Linked DNA regions of Homo sapiens: region 1 is linked to region 2. The links are chromatin contacts, found by Hi-C or POLR2A ChIA-PET in ENCODE. All regions are on one chromosome and are shown on one strand. Each heading gives the region's core, a stretch centred on a gene start or an enhancer-like site at or near the end of the contact. The rest is flanking DNA. Distances are from core to core; before and after follow the strand shown.

Region 1 (4,379 bases), core at 1,769-4,268, 570 kb after region 2:
CTCTTTAATATCCAAATAGTATGTTCCAAAGGCCATTGCATTGGGTTTAGATGGATCACTAGCCATTTTCAGTTGGCAGTTTTCACTTCCTCTTTGAAACCTCAATGCTTTACATTTATAAACTAAAAAGAAACCAGACGTTTTTAAAAACCATGAAGGAAGCTAATCTATACTTTGTAGTAGAATGTTATGATTTCTATTTTATGACTACAAAACTAAATTTAGTTATCCAGCCAATAATGTGTAATATCTTAAGCCAATTGAATCATACTGAGTTCTCAGAAAAATAAATGAAACAAAATGGATTGTTTTAAAGGGAGTAAATCTTACCCCGTAAAAGACAGCTGCTTTTCAAATAACATCAATTGGATTTTTAATATAACCTATTAGGATTTTGTTTTCTTCCTTTTTTGGAGACTTTCTTAGTCAAATATAACAACCAGAATCTACAGCTTGGCTCACTTCTCTGTGAGCATTCTTATGTTCAATTCCCACTATTTTTAGCTTTATGCAGTTGTTCCAAGAACATACCTTTTCTCAGAAAGCAATATTTTCTCTACCTTCAAAGAGAAAATTTAGAAAACGTCAGAAAACACAGAGTCCCTAAAGTGGGATTTGGCCTGCTTTTTAGAACTTAAAAACAATTGGGTATTTTTAGTCCAGTCATTCTAAACCACAAAGGCAACAGCAGAATTTGTTGCTATAACTATATAACTTGACCAGTTGCAAACCGTCAAACATAGACCCCAATCCCATTTAAATGTTTATGTCCCTACTTAATTAACTTACTTTGTTTTGTAATTAGTTCCACATTTTCAGTCTCTTGCAGTTGAGACTGGGCTTGATCGCCTAAAAAATAGTAGCTCAGGCTGGGCGTTGTGGCTCACACCTGTAATCCGGGCACTTTGGGAAGCCGAGGTGGGCAGATCACTTGAGGTCAGGAATTCGAGACCAGCCTGGCCAACAAGGTGAAACCCTGTCTCTACCAAAAATATAAAAATTAGTCAAGCATGGTGGTATGCACCTGTAATCCCAGGTGCTCTGGAGGCTGAGGCTTGAGAATTGCTTGAACTTGGGAGGCAGAGGTTGCAGTGAGCTGAGACTGCACCACTGCACTCCTGCACTCCAGCTGGGGTGACGGAGTGAGACTCTGTTTCAAAAAAAAAAAGAAAGAAAAAAGAAAGAAGAAACAAAGAAAGAAAAAAGAAAATGGTAGCTCAAAACACTCAATTACTATTTTAAAAGCTTTTTCATTAAAAAATTAAGGTGCTCAGCAGCATTTATAACTAACTGGTATCTAATAGTAAGAGAAATTGGCATGAGATAATCTGGCCAATTAACAGTATGCAGTCACTGCATTTATGTTTTATTGTAGGGATGTGACGAGTTATAAATAAGTAAGAACAAGCAATGCTAGTATAAAGTACCTAGAAATACCTGACCTCTTTGAGGTCAGGAGTCAAGTGTTATTCACAGGGATGAAAATTATTACAAATGAAAGCTGACCATGGTGACTTCTACTGCCTAGGGATGGAATAGGTATTTGAATAATTAGTAGTGGAATAAAAAATCTTTATTCCATTCCCTTCCAGTCATAGAAGCTGTTGGAGAAAAGGAAAGGCTGAAATTACAAAGCCTCTGCTATAGGATAAGACCCAGAGCAGGTGATTCTTTTTTGAGAAAGAACAAATTAACAGGTCTTTTGGAGATGAAACGTAGGCTCAGAAGTGAGTGGATGGTGGAAAGGTAACTTGCAAGACACCATTAGGTCATGGGTTAGATAAATGGAGGAGATGGGTAAGCTAGGAAAGGCCTCGATAAAGGCGCAGGGACTGATTAACGTGACCGGACTTACCAGGGCAATGAAGAGACCCAAGAACAAGGATGGGCAATAATCAATTTTGAAATGTTTGCATTCTGTAGCTGTAAAAACCCACTGGGTTGCACCTAAACTTTGGTAAAAGTCTGAAATAAACACAGTGCCACCAGATGGTCTGGTGAACTCTTAATGATTCTCAAGCATTAGCTCAAATGTCTTCCCCTCTTTGTGACTTCATCTGATCCGCTCATCTCTCAGGAAGTCCATCAGAGAAAAGCCATCTCTTTTGGCTCAGTGCTCTCATAGTAAGTACTTCACACATAACTTGCAGAACTTACTTACCTGCATTATAGTATTGCTTTGAGAATCTGTCTCACCTGTTAAGACTATAAGCTATTTTTAGTTAGGAGCTTTTCTATGCATTTTTGTAACCCTCGAATCCTAGTACTCTGCCTGGCTGGCCCCTAATAAGCATTTAATAAATGTTGGTTGAAATCAGTCAAGGAAGCCTTCTAAGAATAAGTGAACTTTTTATAAAGAAAGAAAAGCTAAAAAGAAAAAGCTTCCATAACTTATTAATCAGATAGATATAGCAATAGATAGCTATAGATAGATAGCAGAAATAATTTCATTAAATTAGTAATTAGTGGGGACTTTTAATGTTTTGTAGGTTGTTAATCTGGACACATGGTACCTTGTACGTGAGTCTCTTGGTGGATCGTGTTGCTATTATTTGTTTTCAAAACTTCACTAGATTTGTAAACATCCTGATGCAAAACTATTTGGTATTCCTACATACATACCCAGTAGCTGCATAGGACGTGACATGCATAGTAAGGATGTAGAAAATATTTAGGGAAGGATACAGGAAAGGGAAGGAAGAAAAAGGAAAAGTTTTAGAAGAGTGAAAAAATTTAAAGGGTAAAATTTTGAGACTACGGTATAAAAATATTACAGAGGTGTTTTTTTTTTCCCCATCAGTTTGGGGGTGTCTGGGCCAAAATAAGGCACTCAGACATGCAAGAGTTTCCATCTTGACAGTGATGGATCCAAAAGGGAACCTGATCCTTTGTCTCCTCCTTGTTCCTCAGGTGCCACATATGCATCTGACTAATGTCAAAACAGAAGGCTGGACTCCTTATATAAAAATGTGCTGGCAAGCACTCCTGTGACCTTTAAAATCAATCATTGCAAATGGGTATTCAAGCAAGAGGAAATGATCTACAGCTGGGCGGTTTCTCGTCTACATCAGCTGGCAAAGAGGCAGACATACAATTACAAGCAGCATGATTTTTGTTTTCAGACTCCCTGCCCAAACCTTCCAGTATTTTCCATAGCTTTACTGCAAAAAATAACACTAGCCTCAAGTTTAACAGGATGTGAAAACTCCTTCCATGTCTTGAGACAATTTCCCTCCTATGCTGTTGCTCAGCTGGTTGGTCTCTTCTTACTCAGCCCAGTGTGATTTGCGTAAATTGCTTTAACAGCCAGATATTAAGAGCAAACATTGGCCTTTCTTATTCCTGTGTTCCTGAGTTTTCTCTTTATCCAAGTGCACCTGGCAATTCACCCAAATCACGAGGTATTGCCTAGGTTGTATTTATAAGCTCAGTGTGGGTAAACACAGCTGATCACTGGCCACTAGTTTTCCTTCCTTGCTGGGTCCTTTCCTTTCCCTTTTCAAGGCTGGCTTCCAACTTCCTACCTTTTGTGGCTCCTTCTGGAAGACCATGTGGAGTGGGATGTCAGGCAGCAAATGCAGGACCTCTCCAGATCTTGAAAAACAAACAGAAAAGATGGTTTCTAGAATAATATTGCTCCTTATTTCTCCAAGCTCCTGCTTGTGAAGCTTATCCTTTTTTGTTTCTGAATAGTTGATAGAAATGGACAGTTTCTGTTTTTCCTCTAATGAGGACACACACATGCATGCACAGTCTCACACACACACACCTTCCTGCAGAAAACATATTTTGTTTCTTTGTTTCTTCTTGGAATAGAAAAGAGGAGGTGGGAAGAGGAAGTTGTTTTGTTTTATAGCACATGTTGTTTTAAGGTTAAAAAAAACCCTGATGTATTGGCTTTCAAAAATGTATATTTTTTCATACCAAAAGTATTAGATTGCACATTTAATTGGTGAATCATATGATATATGAATTATATCTCAATAAAGCTATTTTAAAAATCATACTATATCAGAATATTAGATGTAAGTCATTTTTTTCTAAAAGATAAATTTCAAGTACAAGTAAAATAGGTCAGAAAAGACGCTGCTTTCCAAAGCAATGTTAAGCTTTTCCTTGGCTACAGGAACACAGATGTTGTGAAATCCACCCCTAAAAGCCAAAATGGGAAAGGAAAAGACTCACATCAATATTGTCATCATTGGGCTGGTAGATTTGGGCAAGTCCACCCCTACTGATCTAAACATGTGGTGGGACTGACAAGAGACCCTCTGCAAAATGTGATAAGAAGTCTGCTGAGATGGGAAAGGGCTCCTTCAAGTATGCCTGGGCCTTGTATAAGCAGAAAGCTGAGTGTGAACGTGGTGTCACAATTGATA
Region 2 (4,213 bases), core at 1,469-3,968:
CAGTAGGCCACCCATCAATATTACAGCTTTTCTTTTTCTTTTGATGTTCCAGGTGACCTGCAGGAAATGTAGAAATCAGGAAACTGACATACAAAAGAAAAAGTTAGTAGCAAATGGAAACAACTTTATAAAAATATAATATGGTATATAGTATAAAAATTATACTACAGTATACTTTTTACTTTATAAAAAGTATACCATAAAATAGTTTTAAAACTATTTTTATACTATATAAATAGTATAAGCAGTATAAAATAGGCTGGGCAGGATGGCTCATGCCTGTAATCCTAGCACTTTGGGAGGCCGAGGCAGGTGAATCAACTGAGGTCAGGAGTTTGAGACCAGCCTGGCCAACACGGTGAAACCCTGTCTCTACTAAAAATACAAACCCTGTCTCTACTGAAAATTAGCTATGCGTGGTGGCACATGCCTGTAGTCCCAGCTACTTAGGAGGCTGAGGCAGGAGAATTGTTTCAACCCAGGAGGCAGAGGTTGCGGTGAGCCGAGATTGCACCACTGCACTCCAGCCTGGGCTATAGAGCAAGACTGTCTCAAAAAAAAAAAAAAAAAAAAAGGATAAAATAGTTTTAGGACATAGTTTTATATCTAACATGATATGACACTGAGTTATTGTGTAAAAAGTTATTTTAAAATATAAAAGTAAATTCTTTGAACTAAGACAATGAGAAATTAAATATAAATGTTTAAGACCAAACTTAAACCTAGAAAAAACATCATCTCAAAATGACATGTTTCCCATGGCATAAGAAGCTGCTACAACTTTTAAGTGTGTAGGTGGTGGATTTTGAAATCTTTCTAGATTTTTCTTTCTTGAGAAATCTGGGTTTATCTTGAAAACCCTGAATTAGAAAAATTAGATTGATTTCATTCAGCGGCAAACACAGGAAGATGTATACTGAATCATATTTCTTAAAAATCTCAAATTTAGAAGATTGTGAGGTTGAATGAGGTCATCTCCTGAAGCTTCTATAGCAGGAATGCCGATCCATGATGAAGGACAGGATTGCATTTATTTTCTTTAGATGATCTACCATTGAACAGTAGAGACAGGGTCCCTCACGGTCTGTATCCAAACAGAACCCGGATTTTTACAGACTGATCGAGGCATAATGCTCAGAACTACATCTCTTTAGAGGCTCACTTTGCAAGGAAAAAAGAAATCATTCTGCCCTAGAAGGGGGCTGTAGGAAGTATTCACAATGAGTCAATTAATATCAAGATCTCCTGTTCCAGGAAACTGTTACTAAGTATTACAAAGGAAATTTTATGTGCTCACATAAGTTTAGAAAACACTGGCTTAAAGCTGGTATAGAATTATTCTTTCCTAGAGAAATATTTACAGCATTCACTATGCTAATATGAATTGTGATCCCTAGACAGAGGCATCTGATGTGAAGTAAGTCTCAAACTTATTTGACTATAGAACTTATTTTTAAAGTCCTCTGAAGGGACCAGTGTTTTGAGGAAAACATTATGGGAGGTATGGGACTGGATCAAAAGCTAATGAGGATATTGTAAGGGGTATTGTCCTGGTGTGGAGTGGCTGCAGCACAACTTGAAGAGATCAATTTCTAGAATTTCATCCCACATCTGCTGAAATCAGTCATTTAAAGGTAGGGCAGGAGATAGCTCCATTTTAAATAAATGTCTCAGATAATTCTCATGTCCATTGAGGGCAGAGGTCCCACCAGTGCAGAGATGGGTTAAGAACCGCTCAATGATGTAACTTCCTAGGTCACTGTCAGTCACAATGCCATAATCCTTTTCATAAAGCCCTTTCTACTCCCAGCACTCTCTTCAAAGTATTCTTCACTTCTGAGTTCCTAAGACTACAGATAAGGGGATTGAGCATGGGATTAAAGAGGCTGTGAAACAGCAGGAGATATTTCTTCTGCTCCTTGGGGTTCCCATATCTGGGTCCAACATACATGATAATGGCTGTGCCATAAACGAGTCCAATCACACAGAGGTGGGAGAAGCAGGTGCGGAAGGCTTTCCTCTGAACTTCCCTTGATTGGATCTGAAGGATAGCACAGAGGATGCACATATATGAAACTACAATTGTGGACAAGGGTCCCACCAGCCCAGAAATTGCTCCGGCCAAGACCATGTTCTCATTGATGTGGGTATCTGCACAGGCAAGTTTGAGAACAGCCAAGATTTCACAAAAAAAGTGATAAATTTTCTGGGGCCTACAGAAGGGTAAAGGTAGAAGTAACACAAGATGAATCAAGGATAAAAGGACTCCAGTGGTCCAGGAAGTCACCGCGAGGGTGATGCAGACTCTCCAGGTCATGATGGCCAAATATCGGAGGGGGTGGCAGATGGCCACGTACAGATCATAGGACATCACCACCAGGAGGAGACATTCTGTGACAGCAAAAGTGGAAAACAGAAAGGTCTGCATCATGCGGCCCGCAAAGGAGATGGGCTTGGCTGGATGCAGGAGGTTCACCAGCATCCGGGGCACCGTGTTGCAGGCGTAGGCGATGTCGACGACCGCCAGGTGTGAGAGGAAGAAGTACATGGGGGCGTGCAGTCTGGAGTCCAGTGAGATGAGCCCCAGTATGGTCCCGTTCCCCAGCAGGGTGAAGACGTAGAACAGGGAGAAGAGCCCAAAGAGGAGCATCTGAATCCTTGGGCCAACGGGAAATCCCAGTAGGAGGAACTCTCTGATGGATGTTATATTGTCTCCCATATCCCTATGACAGAGGAAATCAAGTTAATGCTCATGGTTTAGGAGAAGTGTTTAAAAACAGATTCATTTTAACTTGTTCGGCACTCTTTGGTGAAGTAGAAAAGTGTTCAGACAGCTGCAGTGAGTTTTTGTGTTTTTAAATGAATGCTTCAAGACAATTTGGTAACGCTAAAATAAATGTTTAAAAAATATATGCAGGCCGGGTGCGGTAGCTCACGCCTGTAATCCCAGCACTTTGGGAGGCCGAGGCGGGCGGATTGCCTGAGCTCAGGAGTTCGAGACCAGCATTGACAACACGGTGAAACCCCATTTCTACTAAAAATACAAAAAATTAGCCCGGCGTGGCGGCGTGTACCTGTAGTCCCAGCTACTCGGGAGGCTGAGGCAGGAGAATTGCTTGATCCCAGGAGGCGGAGCTTGCAGTGAGCCGAGATCGCAACACTGCACTCCAGCCTGGGTGACAGAGCCAGACTCTGTCTCCAGAAAAAAAAAAAAAAGAAAAGAAAAAAAAAACGCGTGCACACGTATACATAGGTTTCTTTTTTATTACGTTAATTTTTTAATAAAGGCTAAAATTTAAAAATAAACATGTCACATATTAATATATCCTTTTGGTCTTTTTTTAAAAAAAATTTGGCTCAGGCCTTTCAGGGATGAATGTCACATGTCAATGTAGTACACAGTTTTTGTTTGATTCAGTGAGCTATCTCATATCCTTCAAATAAATTCTTCTTTTCCTTGGTCGTATTATTCAGAGTTTTTCTCTGTTATGTTTCAGAAACAATGAACACTAACTGATACACATGTCAAAGTCTTAAAACCACATTAAGTTTAATCTTAAAGTGGAAGGTTTAATTAAGGGCGGGCTATACTAAGGTTCGACATACCATCAGCCAAATACACCAGTGGTCATTCACCTCTTAAACTTTCCACTCTTGCACTGATCATCACCTCCACAGCATATATCTCACAAAATCTTTTCTTATCCAAGTGTAAAGACTTATTTTTTAGCCCAGAACATTATTTTTTGTTATTTACTTTCCCACAATGTTTAGATGAGCATTTATGTGAATGACTGAATAGATTTGCACTGTGTCATTATCTAAACACGAAAACAGGATCAGTAACTTTTGTTGGATTTGGGCTTACTATTGATAAACACTCTAGAATACACAGTTTTAAGCATTGTCTATGCAGGTGATTGGCAATAGTTCGATGAATTTATGAGGAATGCTGCAGAAAGAGTCTCTGAATTCTCTGATTGAACTCAGGCCTCCTTGATCCCACAATTAAAATGTTAGCATAAGCATGATATTGTCATTTTTGCTTAAATTTTATTCTCATTTTTTATGTAAAATTATATTGTCTTGGAGATAGGAAGGATGAGCAATAATCCTCCATTTAAATGTCCATAAAATTATAAATTTAATCCTGCAAAACCGACTAAAAAGTATTTCATTTGCATTGGATTTTTCCTACCACCATTCCAAGGAT

Evidence for each region. Hi-C counts contacts between places; a loop is a spot of excess contacts on that map. ChIA-PET counts read pairs that join two places held with the same protein, here RNA polymerase II (POLR2A). Pooled maps may share reads with other maps.
Region 1: a loop to region 2 is called in a map of IMR-90, with 2.8 times the contacts of the local background. The contact joins the enhancer-like site here to the promoter of OR2A4 in region 2. A Hi-C loop is called at or near these places in 2 of 168 maps with a recorded cell type or tissue (both IMR-90) and 2 of 50 pooled maps. POLR2A ChIA-PET finds 5 or more read pairs at or near these places in 1 of 52 experiments (OCI-LY7).

The regions. Positions count from the first base shown.
Region 1 is chr6:132,267,818-132,272,196 of GRCh38, forward strand. It overlaps the pseudogene EEF1A1P36. Among named protein-coding and RNA genes, the nearest start is that of MOXD1, 130 kb to the right of the region's middle. Within about 2 kb of position 3,019, at least 3 of the 41 ENCODE cell types and tissues checked have a DNase peak (open chromatin) inside an H3K27ac peak, as active enhancers do; they include OCI-LY7, where a contact is called at or near this core.
Region 2 is chr6:131,698,683-131,702,895 of GRCh38, forward strand. OR2A4 (olfactory receptor family 2 subfamily A member 4) reads right to left here and starts at 2,719. Exons shown (of 1, transcript NM_030908.2): 1 at 962-2,719. The coding sequence starts at 2,719. The coding sequence ends at 1,787. All of the region lies in intron 15 of ENPP3 (ectonucleotide pyrophosphatase/phosphodiesterase 3), which reads left to right. RefSeq lists enhancers at 1,819-2,404, 2,405-2,990.